Linked DNA regions of Homo sapiens: region 2 is linked to region 1. A link is a loop called in an ENCODE intact Hi-C map of the cell type or tissue named here. Cell type or tissue: PC-9. All regions are shown on one strand. Links, peaks and the distances in the headings refer to the core of each region. The heading gives the core; the rest is flanking DNA.

What was found. Peaks named below come from ENCODE experiments on the same cell type or tissue, not always from the same donor. Only the 100,000 strongest peaks of a DNase experiment are listed, where the experiment ranks them.
Region 2: it touches region 1 in a loop (8-fold over the local background); 4 of 110 quality-filtered maps call a loop at or near these places.

What each region holds. Positions count from the first base shown.
Region 1 is chr3:194,318,741-194,328,621 of GRCh38, reverse strand. No RefSeq gene overlaps it. Among named protein-coding and RNA genes, the nearest start is that of LINC00887, 11 kb to the right of the region's middle. RefSeq lists enhancers at 5,220-6,419, 7,588-7,882 and a silencer at 7,588-7,882. In PC-9, for the core only: CTCF peaks have their summits at 5,978 and 6,186; DNase peaks (open chromatin) are centred at 4,171, 5,691, 6,131, 6,411 and 1 weaker place; H3K4me3 peaks cover 4,188 bases; H3K27ac peaks cover 5,155 bases.
Region 2 is chr3:193,848,665-193,858,545 of GRCh38, reverse strand. No RefSeq gene overlaps it. Among named protein-coding and RNA genes, the nearest start is that of LINC02038, 9.6 kb to the right of the region's middle. In PC-9, for the core only: no CTCF peak of the experiment used is centred there; DNase peaks (open chromatin) are centred at 4,585, 4,685, 6,035 and 6,845; H3K4me3 peaks cover 2,044 bases; H3K27ac peaks cover 6,261 bases.

The DNA of each region.
Region 1 (9,881 bases), core at 1,360-9,359:
GCTGTGGTGGCTGCTGTGGGGCCTTCCTGGGAAGCATCCAGAAGGTCTCCAGGGCTGCCTTCCTGAAGCACAGGAGGCGCGCATGCCTCCACCGGCTCCCACCGCCAGCTTCCACTCCCCACGCTTCGGCGCTCAGGCAAAGGGGCATCGGGGAACGCCACCGGGCAGAGACATCAGAGAGCTGGGCCGGGAGGTGGGAGATGGGGTGGAACCGCCCTGTACAGTGGCTGCTGAAAAGAGCAGGGGCTGAAGGCATCTGCTGCAATTACCCTCTGTTCAAAGCAGCAGCAGGCAACTCTTACACGCTGAGTTACACTCTTCCACTCTAATTCCACTCAAAGGACTGTACGTGCTAAATGTTTCATACTTGACAGGCAAGTCCTCAGTTATCCAGGGGTGACTCAGAGCAGACTAACGTCCACAGAGGGCCCTGGGTGAAAGAGGCGGTCTTGGCCACGCTGGGACAGGTGCGCTCTGCGGATGCGCGTGTGAGGGCGCCGTGCCACAGTGACCCGCATGAGTGTGAGCTGTTTGAAGGGGAGGTACCAGAGGACTTTTCATTTCTGCTGGCTTCAGCCACACCGTTGTGTGGTTGTGTGTGTGTGGTGTGTGTGGTTGTGTGTGTAGTGTATGTGGTGTGTGTAGCTGTGTGTGGTGTGTGTGGTTGTGTGTGTGGTTGTGTGTGGTGTGTGGTTGTGTGGTTGTGTGTGTGGTGTGTGGTTGTGTGTTGTGTTGGTGTGTGTGGGTGTGTGTGGTGTGTGGTTGGTTGTGTGGTTGTGTGTGTGGTGTGTGGTTGTGTGTTGTATGTTTGTGTGGTGTGTGGTTGTGTGTGGTGTGTGGTGTGTTGTGTGGTTGTGTGTGGTGCGTGTGGTGTGTGGTTGTGTGGTATGTGTGGTTGTGTGTGGTATGTGTGGTGTGTGGTTGTGTGGTGTGTTATGTGTGGTTGTGCGTGGTATGTGTGATTGTGTTGTGTGTGGTTGTGTGGTTGTGTGTGGTGTGTGTGGTTGTGTGTGTTGTGTGTGTGGTATGTGTGATTGTGTGTGTGGTGTGTGGTTGTGTGGTGTGTGTTGTGTGTGTGGTATATGTGACTGTGTGGTTGTGTGCTGTGTGCTGTGTTGTGTGTGTTGTGTGTGTGGTTGCGGTGTGTGGTTGTGTGGTGTGTGTGGGGTTGTGTGTGCTGTGTGTTGTGTGGTTGTGTGTTGTGTGTGCGGTTGTGTATGTTGTGTGTGGTGTGTGGTTGTGTGTGGTGTGTGTTGTGTGTGGTTGTGTGTTGTGTGTTTGTGTGTTGTGTGGTTGTGTGTGGTGTGTGGTGTGTGGTTGTGTGGTTGTGTGTGGTTGTGTGTGGGGTTGTGTGGTTGTGTGTGGTGTGTGTAGGTGTGTGTGGTTGTGGTGGGTGTGGTTGTGTGGTGTGTGGTTGTGTGTGTTGTGTGTGTGGTTGTGGTGTGTGTGGTTGTGTGTGGTGTGTGGTGTGTGGTTGTGTGGTTGTGTGTGTGGTGTGTGGTGTGGTTGTGTGGTATGTGTGGTTGTGTGTGGTGTGTGTGGTTGTGTGGTGTGTGGTCGTGTGGTGTGTGTTATGTGTGGTGCGTGGTATGTGTGATTGTGTGTGTGATTATATGGTGTTGTGTGTGGTTGTGTATGGTTGTGTGTGTGGTGTGTGTTGTGTGTGTGGTTGTGTGTGGTGTGTGGTTGTGTGGTTGTGCGTGGTGTGTGGCTGTGTGTGGTGTGTGGTTGTGTGTGGTGTGTGGTGTGTGTGTGGTTGTGTGTCTGTGTTGTGTGTGTGGTTGTGTGTGGTATGTGTGATTGTGTGTGTGGTTGTGTGGTGTGTGTGGTATGTGTGACTGTGTGTGGTTGTGTGGTGTGTGCTGTGTGTTGTGTGTGGTGTGTGCTGTGTGTTGTGTGTATTGTGTGTGTGGTTGCAGTGTGTGGTTGTGTGGTGTGTGGTTGTGTGTGTTGTATGTTGTGTGTGGTTGTGTGTTGTGTTGTGTGTGTGGTTGTGTGTGTTGTGTGTGGTGTGTGGTGTTTGTGGTTGTGTGTGGTGTGTGTGGTTGTGTGGTGTGTATTGTGTGTGGTTGTGTGTGCGGTATGTGTGATTGTGTGTGTGGTTGTGTGGTGTGTGCTGTGTGTGTGGATGTGTAAGTGCAGTGTCTTCTCCATCCCTCCTTCGGGCGAGGCTCCTCCTCTGCCCGAACCTTTTCCTTTAACCATGTGCTCCGTGCTCCATTCCACTTGCTCTTCTCCCTGGCTGATGTTATCCTCAGAGCCCTTCGGTTTGTTCCACACACGTTTCCTGGTGTCTTAGGTCAGGCTCCCCGGAGGCAGTCGTTAAGGGCCCAGACGCAGGTGATTTATTGAAGGGAGATGATCCCAGGAGGAACTAGTAAGGAGGCCGGGAGTGCGCAGCCCGGGTGGGCTGGGGGAAGCCACGCTGGTACAGTTTCCCGGGAAGAACAAGCCCTAGCTAGATCCCGCAGGAAAGTTCTGGAGTATAAATTATTTCTCAGAGTTTGCCCCAACTCAGGCAAGGGAGCTGGGCTTTTAGACCCCTCCCCAGTCCGCCACGGCTAAAGGCTGCTCCCCACTTCCCTGCAATGGCCTGAGGACAGGGCCCCAAAGCAAGTCGCAGGCGCCTGGGTTAGCCATGGAAGCCCCCCGGGGCTGGGGAAGGGCCGGACGCAGGAAGGGGTCCGGTGGGGGGCTTGCAGGAGCACCACCAGGGTCCACCACAGGCCCCCTCTGTGTGGCCCTGGACTGGGGCGTGGCTTCCCCGTGTGTGCCCTCTGTCCCCTCGGGGAAGGACTGGATTTGGTTACTTCTTCCCCAGACGCACCGTACTCTGGACGGATGGGCCCCCATCTGACCCTGTGACCTTCAGAAGTCACTGCCTCTTTGGAGTTCAGTTCCCCAGATGTAAGGGGGTTTGACTCTGGAAGACCCCTCCCTCCTGCCACCCTGTGGCCACAGAAGCTTAACTTGATGGAGTGGGGGTACTGATAAAGAGTGCAATGCCTAGGGACCATTTGGTGAGCCTTTAGATAGCTTTTATCCAGAGAGATGTGATGAAAATCCTATTAGAAGGCTGATGAGATCACGGAATTATCTCATTAGCTGGTAGAGTGGGGACATGTGAGCATTTTACAGAAATCAAATCCCAAGAGTTCAGGAGAGAGCTTGTGAGTGAGGAAGTGTGTGTGTGTGTGTGTGTGTGCATGTAAATATGTGTGGTGTGTGTAGTATGTGGGGGGTGTGGTGTGTGAGTGTGCGTGTGGTGTGTGTGGTGTGTGTAGTGTATGTGGTGTATGTATGTGTGGTGTGTGTGTGTGATGTGTGTATGGTGTGTGTGGTGCATGTGGTCTGTGTGGTGTATATGTGTGTGGTGTGGTGGTGTATGTGTGTGGGGGTGTATGTGTGTGTGTTGTGTGGTATGTGTGGTGTGTATCTGTGTGGTGTGTGTGTGGTGTGCGAGTGTGCATGTGTGTGTGGTATGTATGTGGTGTGTGTATGTGTTTGGTGTGTGTGTAGTGTGTGATGTGTGTGGTGTATGGTGTGTGTGTCTGGTGTGTGTATGGTGTGTGTGTAGTGTGTGTATGTGGTGTGTGGTGTGTGTGGTGTGCATGTGTCTGGTGTGTGTGTATGGTATGTGTGTCTATGTGGGGTGTGTGGTGTGTGTGCGTATGTGGTGTGTGGTGTGTGTGTATGGTGTGTGTAGTGTGTGTGTATGTGGTGTGTGTGGCGGGTGTGTTTTGTATGTGTAGTGTGTGTGTATGTGGTGTGTGTGTAGTGTGTGTATGTGGTGTGTGTGTAGTCTGTGTGTCGGTGTGTGTGTGTGTGTGTGTGTGTATGTGGTGTGTGGGTGTATGTGTCTGGTGTGTGTGTGTGTGTGTGTGTAGTGTGTATGTGTGTGTGTGTGGTCTGTGTGTCGGGTGTGTGTGTGTATGGTGTGTGTGTGTAGTGTGTATGTGGTGTGTGTGTGGTCTGTGTGTCGGGTGTGTGGGTGTATGGTGTGTGTGGTGTGTGTGTATGTGGTGTGTGGGTGTATGTGTGGTGGTCTGTGATTTTAGGTGGATGTTTTAGGGTGGTGAGAGTTGGAGCCTCAGAACCAAGGGCGTGGACATAAGGTCCCTGCCGCTGAGGGCGGGACAAAAGGAGTCTGAGCGGAAGAGCTGCCTTATATGTCGGCTTTTGCCCACTCACATTGCAAAGAACACAAGAGCAGCCTGGGCACAGGGTGAGTCGCTGCTGCATGGCGGAGGGCAGCAGTTGCTGTGTGGCATCGTTTCTGGTACAGAGTCCACCATGACCGGATCAACAACGGGGATGGAACTCAGCTTTCTGGAGCCGGTCTTGAGAGGGGTGGGGTTTTGAGTGATGGGAGTCTTTTTCAGCCTGCCTCCAGCATCCAGAAAGTACATTGGCAGGACACGGGGACCTTGCGAGGCAGTGTGCTCCTGGCTGACCCACTCCGTGCCTGGGAAGGGACACTGCGCCCCAAAGAACGCTTGGGGCCGTGGTCGGGTCACGCGGAAGCCTGAACGCCAAGCAGTCATCAGGCGAGATTGATGGCAGAGGAGTGGTTTGGGGGAGGCCCGGGTGGCCTGCTGCAGCTTCACCGCTGTTATTTATGGCCTCGCTGAGGCGTCAGTGACTGGGTTGACAGCTCGCTGTAAGCTGACCTGGCTGGCGCACTGCCTGCAGCCTTCTGCCTGCCCATCCCTCGGCGTGAGGAATGTCAGCCTCGGAGACAGTGACCAGACGCAGTAGGTGTGGAAGGACGGGTTCCAGAATCCTCACCCCGAGACCTCTTTATCCGGAGAGAGGCGTGTGTGCGTGTGTGGACACATGCTTGTACCCCCTCCTATTTATACAAGCAGACATTTGTGACAGAGACACAGCGCAGCTAACTTGATTCTGACTTTTGGTACAGGGGAAATGAGCACAAATAATCCCAAATAATAAGTAAAATCCCAAAGCAGTTCCTGGGGGATGCAGTTGATTCAGGAAATGGGCATTGAAGGGATTTCGTTTTTGTCTTTGTGATTTGTTTTTGCTGTGTGTGGGGGGGGGTTTATTTTTTATTTATTTATGTTTTTTGAGATGGAATCTCACTCTGTCCCCAGGCTGGAGTACAGTGGCGCGATCTCGGCTCACTGTAACCTCCGCCTCCTGGATTCAAGCGATTCTCCTGCCTCAGCCTCCTGAGCAGCTGGGACTACAGGCGTGCGCCACCACGCCCGGCTAATTTTTGAGTTTTTAGTAGAGACAGGGTTTCACCACGTTGGCCAGGATGGTCTCAATCTCTTGGCCTCGTGATCTGCCCGCCTCGGCCTCCCAAAGTGCTGGGAGTCTGCTAGGACTGAATCTGAAAGACTGGAGAAAGTAAGACGTGTGGGAATGGGGAAGGAGATTCCAGGTCGGGGGTGGCGTCTACTGCAGGCCTGGGTGTTGAGGAAGCACAGAGTTTGGGCAACTACAGGCGGTTGCCTGGTGTGGAGCAGCTTGTGCTGGAGGCAGGGGTTGGTGATGACGAGGAAATCGAAGCCCAGAGCGCATCATTCACTTGCTCAAAGTCACACAGCTTTGCCGTCAGAACTGGGGTGATGCTGTGGGCGTGACAGCCTCTCCAGGCCAGCTCTGTTTCCCGCACACTATCCTCTCTCCCCTCCCTGAGGCTGGCACATCCCCGAATCACCCGATACCACCTTGCCCTGCCCCACCCAGGAGGCTCAGCTCGCGGACAGAGTGACTCAGGCATTAATCAGCTTTTCCCTGGGTTGAGAAAACCTGAGACAGAGAGCTACAGTCGCGCCTGCCACATCTACCTCCCCAGCCATCCTACTCTCTATGCTGCTGCAAACTAGACATTCCTTCCTGGAGGGACCTCTCGCTTCCCATCTTCAGATCAGGACGCACGGTCTCTTCTCCGCAGCTGCTTCCTCTGGTGTTCCTGTGCTCCTGTCGGCCCGCTGCTCCCACACACATGCCCATTCTTCTCGGGCTGGCTTGTATCTCAGGGTTACGCTCCCCAGGTCCCTTGCTCCAGGTAGGTTTGGCCAATAGCAGGTGAGGAGAGGGTGGGCGGAGGGGAGACGCCGGGGCATTTCCTCCCCTGGGTCCCTGCTCTAGGAAGCATCTCTAGCAGGGCTTGCGCCTCCCCGGCGCCAGTTCCCACTGCGCAGGTCTGCTGTGGCTTCTGCCTGGTGGGCAGCTCCCGGCCTCCGGGCTCCACCTGCTTCCCTTTTCTGTCCCTCCTGCTCCAAATGGTGCAGCGCCGTCCTCCCATTGCTCACCTCGGGGCTGCTCACCATCTCGTTTGCCTTCTCAGTTTTTATACCACCGATGCAACCAGTCCCCTGGATTAAACTCCCTCTGTTGGAAATACTAGCATGGTTCCTGATGGGCCGGGCCCCTGGCTGATACACTTCCTTCTAGGAGGATGGCACCGGGTCAGAGTGTTCAGACTTGTTGACGTCCCTCCCCCCACTCAATTCGTCACTGAGCCAGAAGACTGAGCCTTGGGAATGTCTCTGAGCCCACCCCACCTCTCCTCTCTGGCAGCAGCCTTGGGCGAGTCCTGCCCTGGTCAACCCCAGCAGCCTCCCACCAAGGCCAGCCCAGCAGCCCACCCTCCCACGGCTGCTCAAGCCCACCAGGCCATGCTTTAGACGAGGCTCTGTAACTTTGCAAATCAAGCATGCACCGTAGGACCAGCCTTTCCACTCTGCTCCCAAGCTGCCTTCCAGCCCTGTGCCATCCTCTACACACCCCTCCCCCCGCTGTACACCCCACACCCCATTACCAGGCTACCAGTCACTTCCCAAACACACCCTGCACACTGGTCTGCTCGCTGTCTGCTTTGCCTTGTCAGTTTTTGTACCACCTATATCTATGCAGCCAGTCCCCTGGATTAAATTCCCTCTGTTTGCAATACTAGTGGGCTTCCTGTTGTGCTGGACCCCTGGTGATATATTTCCTTCTAGGAGGATGGCAGCAGGTCCTCTGCCTGCTCGTTCATGCTGTTCCCTCTGCCTGAACTGCCTCCCCCTCTTTTTTTTTTCTGAGATGAAGTCTCCCTCTGTTGCCCAGGTTGGAGTGCAGTGGCTTGATCTCAGCTCCCTGCAACCTCTGCATCCCAGGTTCAAGCAATTCTCTTGCCTCAGCCTCTGAGTAACTGGGATTACAGGTGCCCACCACTATGCTCAACTAATTTTTGTATTTTTAGTAGAGATGGGGTTTCACCATGTTGGCCCAGCTGGTTTCAAACTCCTGACCTCAATTGATCCGCCCACCTCAGCCTCCCAAGGTGCTGGGATTACAGGTGTGAGCCACCATGCCCAGTTGGCCCTCTCTTTTTTACTAGTAAAAAGTCTATTGATTCTTTTGATTCTTTAAGACCTACAGCAATTGCTGCGTCCTCTAGGATGAAACACATCACTACCCATTCTGCTTTCCTTGGCCGTCTGTCCCTGCCTCTGTGAGGGCCCTTCTCACAGGCGATGTGAATGTCTCCAGGACTGGGACCCTGTCTCAGCCCTCGTGTACCCAGATTCCTAGCACCGAGGCCAGCCCTCACACAGGAACTCAGGAAATGTTGACTGGAGTGGAAAGTGCACCTTGAAATCACCTCACCCCCGACCCCAGTCCCTTGGAGACGGGGCGTGCTCCCAGGCTCCTTTTCTGTTTGAACAGCCAACCAGAGAATGAGGGGCCTCCCCTGTCCTAACCCCAGGGCTGTGCATTTCTGTGACATTCTCAATGATCCTGGTTAATGTTTAATTCCAGTTTCTTTGTTTTCTGTAAAGTTGATAACAGAGTGGTGTAGCAGAGAATGTAAAAGACCAAGACCCACAGCAGGAAAACAAATACGCACCCCGTTTTTACTTAATAATTAAAAGTTAGTCATTTCCCAGAGCTTTTTGGGAATGAATGGAAATGAATTCAGAATGTTAAAATCCAGCCCTGCAAAATGCTATAACCATATAAAGAGCATTCATGATGCTTGCATCACAGGCCCCAGGGCTGGTTTTGCACACCAGCCATGTGCTGGCCTCTACAAAGATTCTGTCTTCCTGAAACTTCCATCAGTGTCTGACTCCTGCATCACAACACAGATGGCTTTTCTGCGGGATCCTGGATAAAGCCTGAGCTCATCAACCTTAACTTCAACACCCTCCCTCCTGGCCCTTTTCAACCTTTTCAACCTTGGCTGTCTCCGTGGGAACCCTCTTTTCCAGCCAGACATCCTGTTTACAGATCTCAGATGGGCCATGGGGCGGGTCTCACTCCTGCCCTCTTTGAGGACAGGGTAAAGGAGTGGTTAGGAGTATGAGGTCCAAATTCGGGCAGGCCAGGGTTCATGTCCAAGCTCCATCATATCTAGGCTGGGATAGCCACACCACCTCCAGGAAGCCTGCTCTGGTTTTCCTGACCCATGGCCATGCATTTCTCCAGTGTCTGCCTGCTCCAAGTGTCATCACTGCCTCCGTGGCATTGAAACCTCGTCAGTCTTGTGATATCTATTTCTCTGTCCCTTATTCATGTGTTTGTCTAGTTTCTCCATCTGGACTCTAAATGCTGTGCCCACAACAGGCTATTATGGGTCTCTGTGTGTCCCAGACTGCCCGCATGAATAATGGCTGATATGGCTTGGATTTTTGTCCTCTCCAAATCTCATGTTGCAATGTGATTCCCAGTGTTGGAAGTGGGGCCTGCTGGGAGGTGAGTGGATCATGGGGGAAGATCCCTTAAGAGTAGGTTAGCACCATCCTCTTGGTGATATGAGTTCTTGCTCAGTTAGTTCATGTGAGATCTCGTTGTTTAAGCATCTGGGACCTCCCCTTTCTCTCTCTCTTGCTCCCACTCTCACCATGTGATGTGCCTGCTCCCCTTTCTTCTTCCACCATGAGTGGAAGCTTCCTGAGGTCTTTAGCAGAACCAGATGCTGGCACCATGCTTCTTTTACAGCCTGCAGAATTGTGACCCAATTAAACCTCTTTTCTTTATAAATTTCCCAGTCTCAGGCATTTTTAATAGCAATGCACAAACGGACTAACACAGAAAATTGGTATAGTGAATAGAGTATCGCCATAAAAATACCTAAAGATGTGGAACTGAGTAACGGGCAGAGGGTGGAAGAGACTGGAGAGCTCAGAAGAAGACAGGAAGATGAGGGAACGTCTGGAACATCTATGGTTGTGACAAAAATGCTGATAGAGATATGGACAGTGAAGTCCAAGCTGACAAAGTCTCAGATGGAAATGAGAAAGTTATTGGGAGCTGAAGCAAAGATCACCTGTGTTATTCCCTAGCAAAGAGCCTGGATGGATTGTGTTCATGTCCTAGGGGTTTGTGGAAGGTTGAACTTATTTGGTGGCAGCTGGCAGAAGAAATTTCTAAGTATCAAGAAGTGACGTGGCTGCTTCTAACAGCCTACGATCAGATATGGGTGTAAAGAAATGACTTAAAGTTGGAACTTATACATGAAAGGAAGCAGGGCATAAAAGTTCGTAGCCTAGCCATGCAGCAGGGAAAGAAGAAGCATTTTCAGGAGCGGAATCCAAGCAGCCAGTGTAGCAATCATTTGCTAGAGACATTAGCATGACTAAAAGGGAGCCAAATGCTAATATCCAATACAATGGGGAAAAGTTCTCAAAGGCATTTCAGAGGTCTTGGAGATAGCTCTTCCCATCTCATGCTCAGGGGCCTAGGAGGAAAGAATGGGTTCAGGGGCCAGGTATGGGGCACTGTTGTCCAGTTCAGCCTCAGGACACTGCTTGCCACATCTCTGCTGGCTCAAAAGACCCCAGGCCCAGGTACAGCTCCAGTTGCTGCTTTGGAGAACGCAAGCTGCCATAAGCCTTGGCAGTTTCCACTTGGTGTTAAGCCTG
Region 2 (9,881 bases), core at 1,128-9,127, 470 kb after region 1:
CCTCCCAAAGTGCTGGGATTACAGGTGTGAGCCACCGTGCCTGACCAAGGCATTCAATCTCTTATCAGACCCAGTAGCAAGTCAGGAGCTTTTCTTAAAGGGATAATAATTATCTGCAAAGCATGGCATAGTTTTGTCCAAACCCTAAAGGTCTGTGTTGAGACTTACCCCTCGAGGGACCTGTGCACAGTTCTATACAGCTTCCTTATCTGCCACAGATCCTTTTAGCAAAATTAGATGTGCTGAATCATTTAGGTGGCAGTGGAGCTTGCCTAGTAGGCTGAATCTGTTGCAAAGTCTTCTCATTTTCTGGACTGCACTCAAAACTGGCAGCCTTTCAGGTTACTCAATAAATGAGTTGAAGTAGCATGAGCAAATGAAGTTGCTTCCAGAGGTTCACTAGGCATTCTGCCATTTACTTAGTGGTAAGAAAGGCCAGATGCTGCAACTTCTCCTTCATGTTGGACAGAATATATCAACATCCTCTGACCACTGGACTCATAGACATTTCACCAAAATGGCCGGCCCTCGAATTTTTGTGGGATTCATTTTCCCCTGTCTGCTTGCATTATTCTTACCAAAGTATCCAGATTATTTGCTATTTCCTGCCCACCAGGACCAATTATCATACTATCATCAGTGGCATAGGCCTATGTGATACTCTGTGGGATGGAGAGGCTATCAGGATCCCTGGGATTAGATTTTGACAGTAGACTGGGAGTTAATACAGACCTGACGTAGAACAGTGAAGGTGTAATGCTGTCCCTGAAAGCAAACTATTTCTGGTGGGTCTTTATCAAGGTATAGGGGGTGGCAACAAAGCACTGGTCAGATTAAGAGCTATTAGAGGTTGTACTAGTTTCTTCAGAAAAAAAATAATAACACCTGGGAAAGCAGCTGCAATTACAGTCACCATTCAATCAAGTTTATGATAAGCCACTGTTATTCTCCAAGATCTACGTGTCTTGGCATGGGCCAAATAAGCAATTTGAATGGGATTCACCATCCTTATCTTTCAAGCCTTGATATACCATCCTTATATCTTTCAAGCCTTGATGGTGGCACCAATTTCTGCAATACCCCCAGGAAGATGATATTTCTTTAGTTTATGCTTTTGTAGGTAGAGGAGATTCTACTGGCTTTCACTTGGTTTTTCTCACCATACCCCATGGAGAAGGAAACCTGTATGGCACTTCTGCTAGTCGTTTGGTATATCTGTTCCTAAGATGACCAATTCTGGAACTTGGAAAATAACTACAAGACACTCAGGGACACACCAAGTCCGCTGTGAGATGGACCCAAGTCAAAACCTACACTGATCACCTGATCTCCATAAACCCCTATTCTAACTGTGGGCCATTCTGGCATTTTCAGTCTCTTGAAATTAGTGTCAGCTTAGAGCCAACACCTAGTAATTGCTAAAAGGCATAGTAATTTTCTCTTTCCAAATACATATCCATACTGATAGATGTCCTCAACTTCCTTTGGGAAATGCTGGAAAAAAGATTTACTGTATAAGTTTTGGGCCAAGTAGTAGATTCCTTCCTGAAGGGATCCACTCCCCTTTCATTTGAATAAGAACTGGCTGAAGTCTCAGAATTAATTAGGGATGTCATGATTCTCTATTGTGATCATCACCTCTTTCACCAGACCCAGACCTTTTCAACTTACGTAAATCAAGTAAGACTTGAGTAGGCCACACATCTATTTCAGTTTCAGGGACACCATGATCAACCTTCTGCAGATCAAACCATTCCAGTTAATGTTTTGGCTCTGCTGTTCATTACAGTAACTACCTCATGTCTGGTGATTGAGTGTCTTCCAGTTGGCTTCTGATACCTGGGCATCCCATCATCCCCGTGAATTTGTGGAGTGCACTTAAGTGGCAGCAGTTTCCGTGTCATTCCTGGTTATAGTTACTACGTACCATAGGCTCTTTACAGATACTGGGGCTTCTCTTTTGGTCTGTGTACCATATCTCAATACCTTCATGAAGGGAGTGTCTTCTGGCCCCTCCTGGGGACATAATTAGAAAGTGATAGGCAAGCAGGCCTCACATAATAAATCTACCCCAGCATTTTGGTCCCCCTAAGCATTTGGGTACCTTTCTCCATATCAAGAAAGTTCTAGTATTTCAATTGCCCTAGGTATAAGCCACCATTTTGTCTAGGTTTTAGTCAATGAACCAAACTGTTAGAATCACTCTAAGTTACTCAATGTAATACACTGAATCCAGAATCTCTTTCCAGTGTACCTGTATTGAAATCTTTGGCCTGGTCCAGCATTATCTTCCTCTTTCCCTGATTCAACATCATTAAGATCCATTTCTAAACATGTTTCTCAGGTTTCTGTGACTATGAATGGAAAAAGCTTATAATTCTTTTGATGTATATGACAGTTTCACATGGATCACACTTTAAACTTTAACCCCTGGAGCCTGCTGAAACTTGAGTCTAGTTATAGGTCTAGAAGCAATGAGAAGAATTGAGAGTAGGTAGGTCTTAAGGAGAATCAGTAGTTTCTTGCAAGGCACCTCTGGTCATTTGTTCTGGTCCAGGCTCGGTGAAAGGCCATTGCAGTTTCTTTAGGCAAGGTGAGCTCATTAGCTAGGAAGGGAGTGCTTCTACTACTGGCAAAAAAGGCTCAGCAAAATTCAAGTTCTAGCTCCCAGCTTCATCTGAATCTGCCCATATGTCTACCCCAATGCTCAGAACCACACTTCTTCCTAATCAATGTGCTAATTTTACCATAAGATACTCTGTGAGGTTGTGATTTCAGTTTGCATAATTCTTCCCAAAATTAGACCTTGGGTTTGATTTTCAGAAATATTTGCCCTATAGCCACAGGAACTAAAGATTTCCCTTAGTTAGTCTTTGTATTGGGAACTTAGTCATAATTTTTTTTTTCTCCAAGTTCTTCAGTAACCTAGAAGCTACCTATCAACATCTGTATCTTCCTTATTTTTGCTGAAATATTGTACAGAAGCAACTACTTGGTTATCCAAAGCCCTGCCTTCTATAGGCACTTAATTACAGGTATTTATAGGTGATAATGTAATTAACTCTTTTGTTACCACCAGGTCCCCTTTACTACTGGCATCAGAGTCATTAACGCTTTTAAATATAATCAGATCAGAGAGCCAACTCCAGAACCAATTCAGAGAACTCATCCTTTAGGTTTTCTTGCTCATGGTTTCATCAGGGAGGCAGAGTCACTCTTAGTGATATGAAATAATTTCCCATAGCAATTAGACTTCTCACAATAGTGGGAGAAGGATGCAGGAAGATAAGCTGGACCTGATACAGGAGAGATCAAGGGCAACCTGGAACCTTTCCCTGTCTTTCACCACAACTAACCCTATAGAAGAGGTATGTGCCCTTTACCATAGGGGTGCACACACACCTGAGCCAAAACTCAGCAGGAGCTGAGGGGAGCTGCAGAACTGGCCGCTGCTCCATGCTAAGGAGGTAAGCAAGTAGGTAAATGCTGGTGTCTGTTTGTGTTCATGAGCTGTGATGGCACCTGTAGCCCTGCACCAACCTTCAAGTGTTGTGATGGTTGGTCTGCTTTCCAAATCTCATGCCAATTTCTCTTATGGCCAACCATAACGAGGGCCATAGAAAGAAGGAAAAATCTGGGAAATGTCCTTTGGGCTTAGGTAGGCTGACTCAGTACGGAACCACCAGAGCCGTCACTGTTTGGTACTCTTACGTAAGGAACTCAAGATTTAACCTAAGAACCAGTACCTAGAGGGAGAGGGTAAGAGAGAGGGATGGATAGGATCCATGTAAAAATTGGGTTATGAATTCGCTTAAATTAAGACTGTATGTGAGATTGTACCCAAAAGATCAGGATCAAGAAAGCCAGAGGGGAGAGCCGGCTTTGCTCCAGAACATTTCTGTATTTGACAGTGATGATAGTAACCCACCATGGCATCACAGAGCTTTGTGGTTTGCAAAGTGCTCTCACATGCATCATTTCATTTGGAGTGGATTGACCTTCTGCTTCATTCACTAAATACTTATTGAGTATTTGTCCTATGCCAGGAACTGTGCTAGGCATTTTGCATATCCTGTCTCCAAATATATTAATATCTCCTTTATATTTCACTATATCTCTGTGACAGAGATATCACTGTCATTTTACAGATTTTAAAAGTATGGCTATAATGTTGGAGATACAAGACCCTAATGGGAATATAAGATAAATAGAACTTTGTCCTTGCTCTCAAGAACAGGGGTTGGTAAACTTTTTCTATAAAAGGACAAGTGACAAGTAGTTTAGGCTTTGTGGTTCCTATTACAACTACCCAACTCTGAAGCTGTAGAGAATGCAGTCATAGCCAATATAAAAATGAATGTGCATGGCTGTGTTCCAATAAAACTTTATTTACAAAAACAGGCAGTGGGATAGATTTTGCCCATGGGTAATAGTTTACCAACCCCTGAACTACAAGGGCATAGGCTAAAGGAGAGACTACTAATTAAAACAACTCATGATGAGACTATGTGGTAAAGGAGTCTATACGAAGGGCTGTGAAGGCAGAGGGTGTAGCTGGCTGGGGAATTTAGTGAGGCAGGGCAGCATTTCTAGAATCATGACCTCTGTGGTCCATATTTCCAGGTCACTGCCATCCATGAACCAGGAAATGGCTTGCAGACAAATGCAGGGTGGGATCTGGAGCTTATATCTTATCAGAACCTGTGTCTCCTTCCTGAGCTGTCTTCCTGTGAACTGGGCCTGTGGTGTGGGGGTTGAGGTTCACTGTCTGCTTTCCCCTCGTGTATCAGCCAGCCCTTATACTTCCTAAAACTCAGCGTCCCTTATCCTTATCCACAGCACAGAAGCTGTGGGCTTGGCCTGACACAGCCCTAGAATGATACTTCCTTGTATGCCAGCCTCAACTTCTTCTGACCTGCAGCTTGCAAACAACACATTCCTAGTATGTGGTTATTAGCCTACTCCTCCTAGAATGCCCTCTAGATCTGGTTCCTGCCTGAGGTATAAAATCATGCTTGTGGTTGAACTTACAGGTGGACTTTACAAGAAGGCTCAGGACAGGGAAGAACACTATAAAACAACAAAAACTGCCTCCAACTGGAAAGCAGTGTGTAGGGAGGGTTTGAGCAGTGACTAGATGACCATAGGAAGGAGAAGTTCTAATATTTAAAAAGTCCTTGGGCTTAGGAGTCTTTCTGTCCCACAGTCCTATTTAGCTTTGTGATAGCGGACAAATTTCTTGAGCTCTCTTGACTTAGTTTCATGATTTGAAAACAGAGAGTTCACATCTCTCATAGGGCTGTTGTGATAATTAAATGAGAATTCCATCCAGTTTCCAGCAGGCACTATCCTGGCACACAGTTGACTCAAGACAGTATTAGAGAAAGACTCTGACATCAGATGGGGTGGGGTGGCCAAGTTGGGCGAAATAACTGAGGTCTGTGGTTTACTTTGATATATAAATCTAACAAGAATTCCTTTCTTTAACTTACATAAAATTCTTTCATTAAATCTCAGAAACAAAGGGATGTAACCTAAGGAGATCTCTTTGTGAGCACCCTAAGATTGGACATAAATGAAGAAATATTTATTAACACAAAAGAATTTCATTTGGAGGAAAAAAAACCATTGTAGGAATTTTTTCTGCATAACAGTTTTCATGCATACAAGTCATTTGGGATTCTAACCAAGTGTTTCCATTTCAAACTGAATAAAGTTTTACTTTGTAAATGTCTATATTAACAAAGCTTTCATTGAGGTTCGGAGAGGGGGCACTTAAAAATGTTTGCCAACCCCCCCATTAAAAAGTATATATTACTCAATGAAGTGGTATAGAAATAGATATCTATTTCTTTAAGTCCTACACAAAATAAAAGCATCTAACTTTGTGGGCAGAGGGAGGTCCAACTTTTTGTTTTCTTAACGCAGATGGAAAGAATCCCAAGAGACCAGTGAAGCAAGAAATTATCAAAGCTGCGGTATTTACGAAGTCACTTTGTGCCAGTGCCCCAGCAAGCTGCCACCATGGCTGCCAAGCCCTGTCACCCTTGCTGATCAGTACAGAGAGGGGCTCGCTGCGCTGGGTAGAGGAAGCAGGAAGTTTGCTGAACTCAGACGGAAGAAAAAGGATTCCTCTGGAGAATCCCAGCAGGTGGGAGAGCCGCTCTGCAGAGCGAGGCTCTTTTGACCCAGAGTACACACAATAGAGCCCTCTTAGGAGAGAGATTTTTTTCCACAGGTTTCTTCTTGGCCCTCTGGATTTGTTCTAAGCTGGCTTTCTGTGTGTGTGAGTTGTCTTGGCCTTTCTGGTTTTCTTTCCCTTTGGAACTTTCAGATCTTTCCATTGTGCACGATGTCCCTGTGAAAAGGCCTGAGTCACTCGGCCTCAAACTTTGCAGCCCCAAACATTCCCTCTTTGAATTAAGGTCACCTGTGTATGTCTCCCCACTCGGTAGAGGAAAGGGCACTTCATCGCCCTGGCCCTGGGCCCAAGGACCCCCTTGGGAGCATTGTCGAGGGACTTTTTCAGATGAGAGGCTTTCTGTAAAAGACTGACAGGGACTTCTTAGGACAGATGACCTTTAAATATATTTTCCAATTCTGATTCTGGGATTCTAAAATGGTGTGTGGACCCCATACAATGTCATTTGAGCAGGAGCAGACAGAACTGGAGATAACTCAAAGGAGATGTTAGAGCTGCCTTTAAGATCCTTGGAATACAGAAACAAGAAAGACATTAGTCCTAGGATATGTGATCTCAGAAGGCAGAAATTTTGGCCGGAGTTTTATGACAGGATGGGAGTTTACAGTTGATCTAGGAAAGGAATCCTGATTTACCAGTCAGATCTGCTGGAGTAAAGCCCAAAGACCTGGTTTTGAATGCTCACCGCTGCCTAACATCTGTGTGACCCTGGGCTACTGACCTGACTTTGCTGAGCCTGTTTTCCCATAGGCCAAACAGTGATAAGGCTTGCCTTGATTCTGCCATCCGGCTATTGTGAAGAGGAATAGGATAAGAGAAAGTGCTTGTAAATTCTGAAGTTCTAAAGATTTAATCCTACTGTCCAACTCCCCTGTTTGATGGAGTAGATAACCAGAGAATGGAGAAGTTAAGAAACTTACATGAGAGCACACAGTATTGATCTAAGGTAGTAGCTGATAAGGCCTCACATCTACAAGAGATAATATATTGATCCCTAGCAGCTCCAGGATAAAAGGCTTTTGGGGGGGCCTTGGGGCCATGACGCAGCCCCAACTTCCCACTGGAGTTTCATCTCACTCTTAATTTTATTTTCTGATTATGAAAATTATATGTGCTCACTGTGTGGAACTTGTATAATACAAAAAGCACAAAGTAAAACATGTTAAAACATTTTAATAATTCTGCTATGTGGACATATCTACTGTTGAAATTAAGATATATAACCTTTTAGCCTTTTCTCTGTGCATGTACATATTTGAACATAATTGGAATATTTCATGCAAACTTTTGTATATTGACTCCTTTTTCACCTGATGGTTTGTTGTACACTTTGCCATTAAAATTCATTAAGCAGTATCAAATGCATAATTTTCCACTGTGTAAGAACATAACAGCTTGTAACAAGTCCTCTACTGTTGGACACCGAGGTTCTTTCTTGTTTGCTACAAACAAATGTGTTGAACATTCTTACCTGTGAGTTGTTGTTTTCCTGGCCTGTCTTTAACTCCCAGCACCTTTCATTCAGTCCAGGTAGCTGCCCACATGTTAAGAAGCGGGATCTGAAGGAAAACCTGCATAAGGCTCTACATCAAATGCTGAAAGTGCTGCCCCACCAACAAGCAATGCTTCCTATAGGTTCCCTGGGGTGATTTTGGCCATTCTCTAAAACTCTGAGTTTCTTGTCTTCTGCAGAGACTCACAAATGTTTGTTTGCCCCAAAGTGTTATAGGTTTATCCTGATAATATGTGCAATACGATATACAGCTGAGGCCCTAAGCCCTATTAAAATATCTTAAGGTATTTTATTTAAACATATATATTTTACATGAAGTTTTTATTTTTGCCCTGTGTTGCTTTCAGTGATGCTTAGGGTAATGAAGTTTCACTTTTCTTTCCTGATGTAGGTTTCTGATTGGACATGGGTCCATGTCCTTGTGAAGTCTCCTCCTCCTGAACCTGCCCTGCTCTGTGACTTGCTTTTGACCACCAGCATGCTGCAGAAGTGATGCCGTGTGACTTCTGAGTGGGTCATAGGAAGCCTTGCAGTGTGGCCTGGGTCTTCAGGAATGCTTGTTTGAGGAAAACCACTGTCATGTAAGAAGTATGGCTACCCTGAGACTGTCATGGTGTGAGGACTCCTAAATGAGTCACATGTGGATGGCCACCTATTCAGGCCTCAGTTCTTCCAGCCATTGCGACTGTGGCCCACGCATGTGGGGGAAGAGGCCATTTTTCACGCCCATCCCAGTTGAGTCTTTAGATGATCCCTTCCTGGGCCTCCAGCTGACTGTAACCAGACTCCAGGCAGGAACCACATAGGAACTGAACCCAGTCAACCCACAGGCTGGGGAGGATGATAGTCCATTGTTGTATAAAGCCACTGCATTTGGAATGGTCTGTTGTATACTACCTAATCAGAACAAGACTCAATCCTTTCTTCATAGCTGGTAGTCTTAAGCATTTATTAATTCATATTTTAGTCACATTATGAATTTTCTATCACAATAAGCATTTATTGAGCACTTTTTATAGAGGGACTATGCTAGGCTTGAAGAATAAAAGACACATAGGACACGGCCCTGCTTATGTTCAGGTAGCTGTGGTCTAAACGAGGACGCACACATAAGGTGAAGACCCCATGAGATGGAATACACGGGGATAACAAGCCTCACAGTGGACTGGTCGCTTTACCAGGGGTGAGGCGATTCTGCCTATAAGGTAGGGAAGGACTTTCTGAAAGGGTGACACTGAGTTCCACCTTGAAAAATGCCTGAGAATTCACCCATAGACACAGTGGAAGAGGGGTGTTCCGAGGAAGGGAGATCAATGTGCAGAGAGACAGAAATCCCGGTTCGCTTATTCCCAACAAGGCAGAGAACAAACCTCTCCCAGTGATGCCCTCCCTTGTTCCCGTCCCCAATCTTTTGATAATAGTGGGAAGGGTTTCAAAGTGAGGGTTAAAAATGGGCTGGTTTTGCCACCCCTTAGTAAGTCTTGGGCAGGATTCTCAACTCTTGACACTCATTAAAATCACCTGGGAAGCTTTTGCAAAACTCCAGCATGGTACAACTACTTTAGAAACTGGTGTTATCCATTAAAACTAAACATTTGCTTATCTTAGCAATTCCACTCCTAGGTTTATAGAGTAAACAGAAACACATACGTGCCTGTGTCAAAAAACATGTATAGGCATGTTCAAGACCACACTGTTTGGCCAAGTGCCCTAGTTCATGCCTGTAATCCCAGCATCTTGGGAGGCCAAGGCGGGAGTATTGCTTGAGGCCAGGAGTTTGAGACCAGCCTGGGCATCATAGTGAGACTCCCATCTTGACACACACACAGTTTTTTTTTTTAATTAGCTGGGTGTGGTGGCGTGCACCTGTAGTCCTAGCTACTTGGGAGGCTGAGGTGATAGGATCCCTTGAGCCCAGAAGTTCAAGGCTGAAATGAGCTATGATTGTGTCACAGCACTCCAGTATGGGCAACAGAGAGATCCTATGTCCAAAACAAAAACAAAAACAAAACAAAAATACACACATTATTTGTAAGATGTAAAAAAAGGGAACAATCCATGTGTATCAATAGAATAGTTATATGCTGTGTATGCGTAATTAGTGTCTTAACCTGTTCAGGCTGCTGAATACCTCAACTGGGTAATTTACAAACAACAGAATTTATG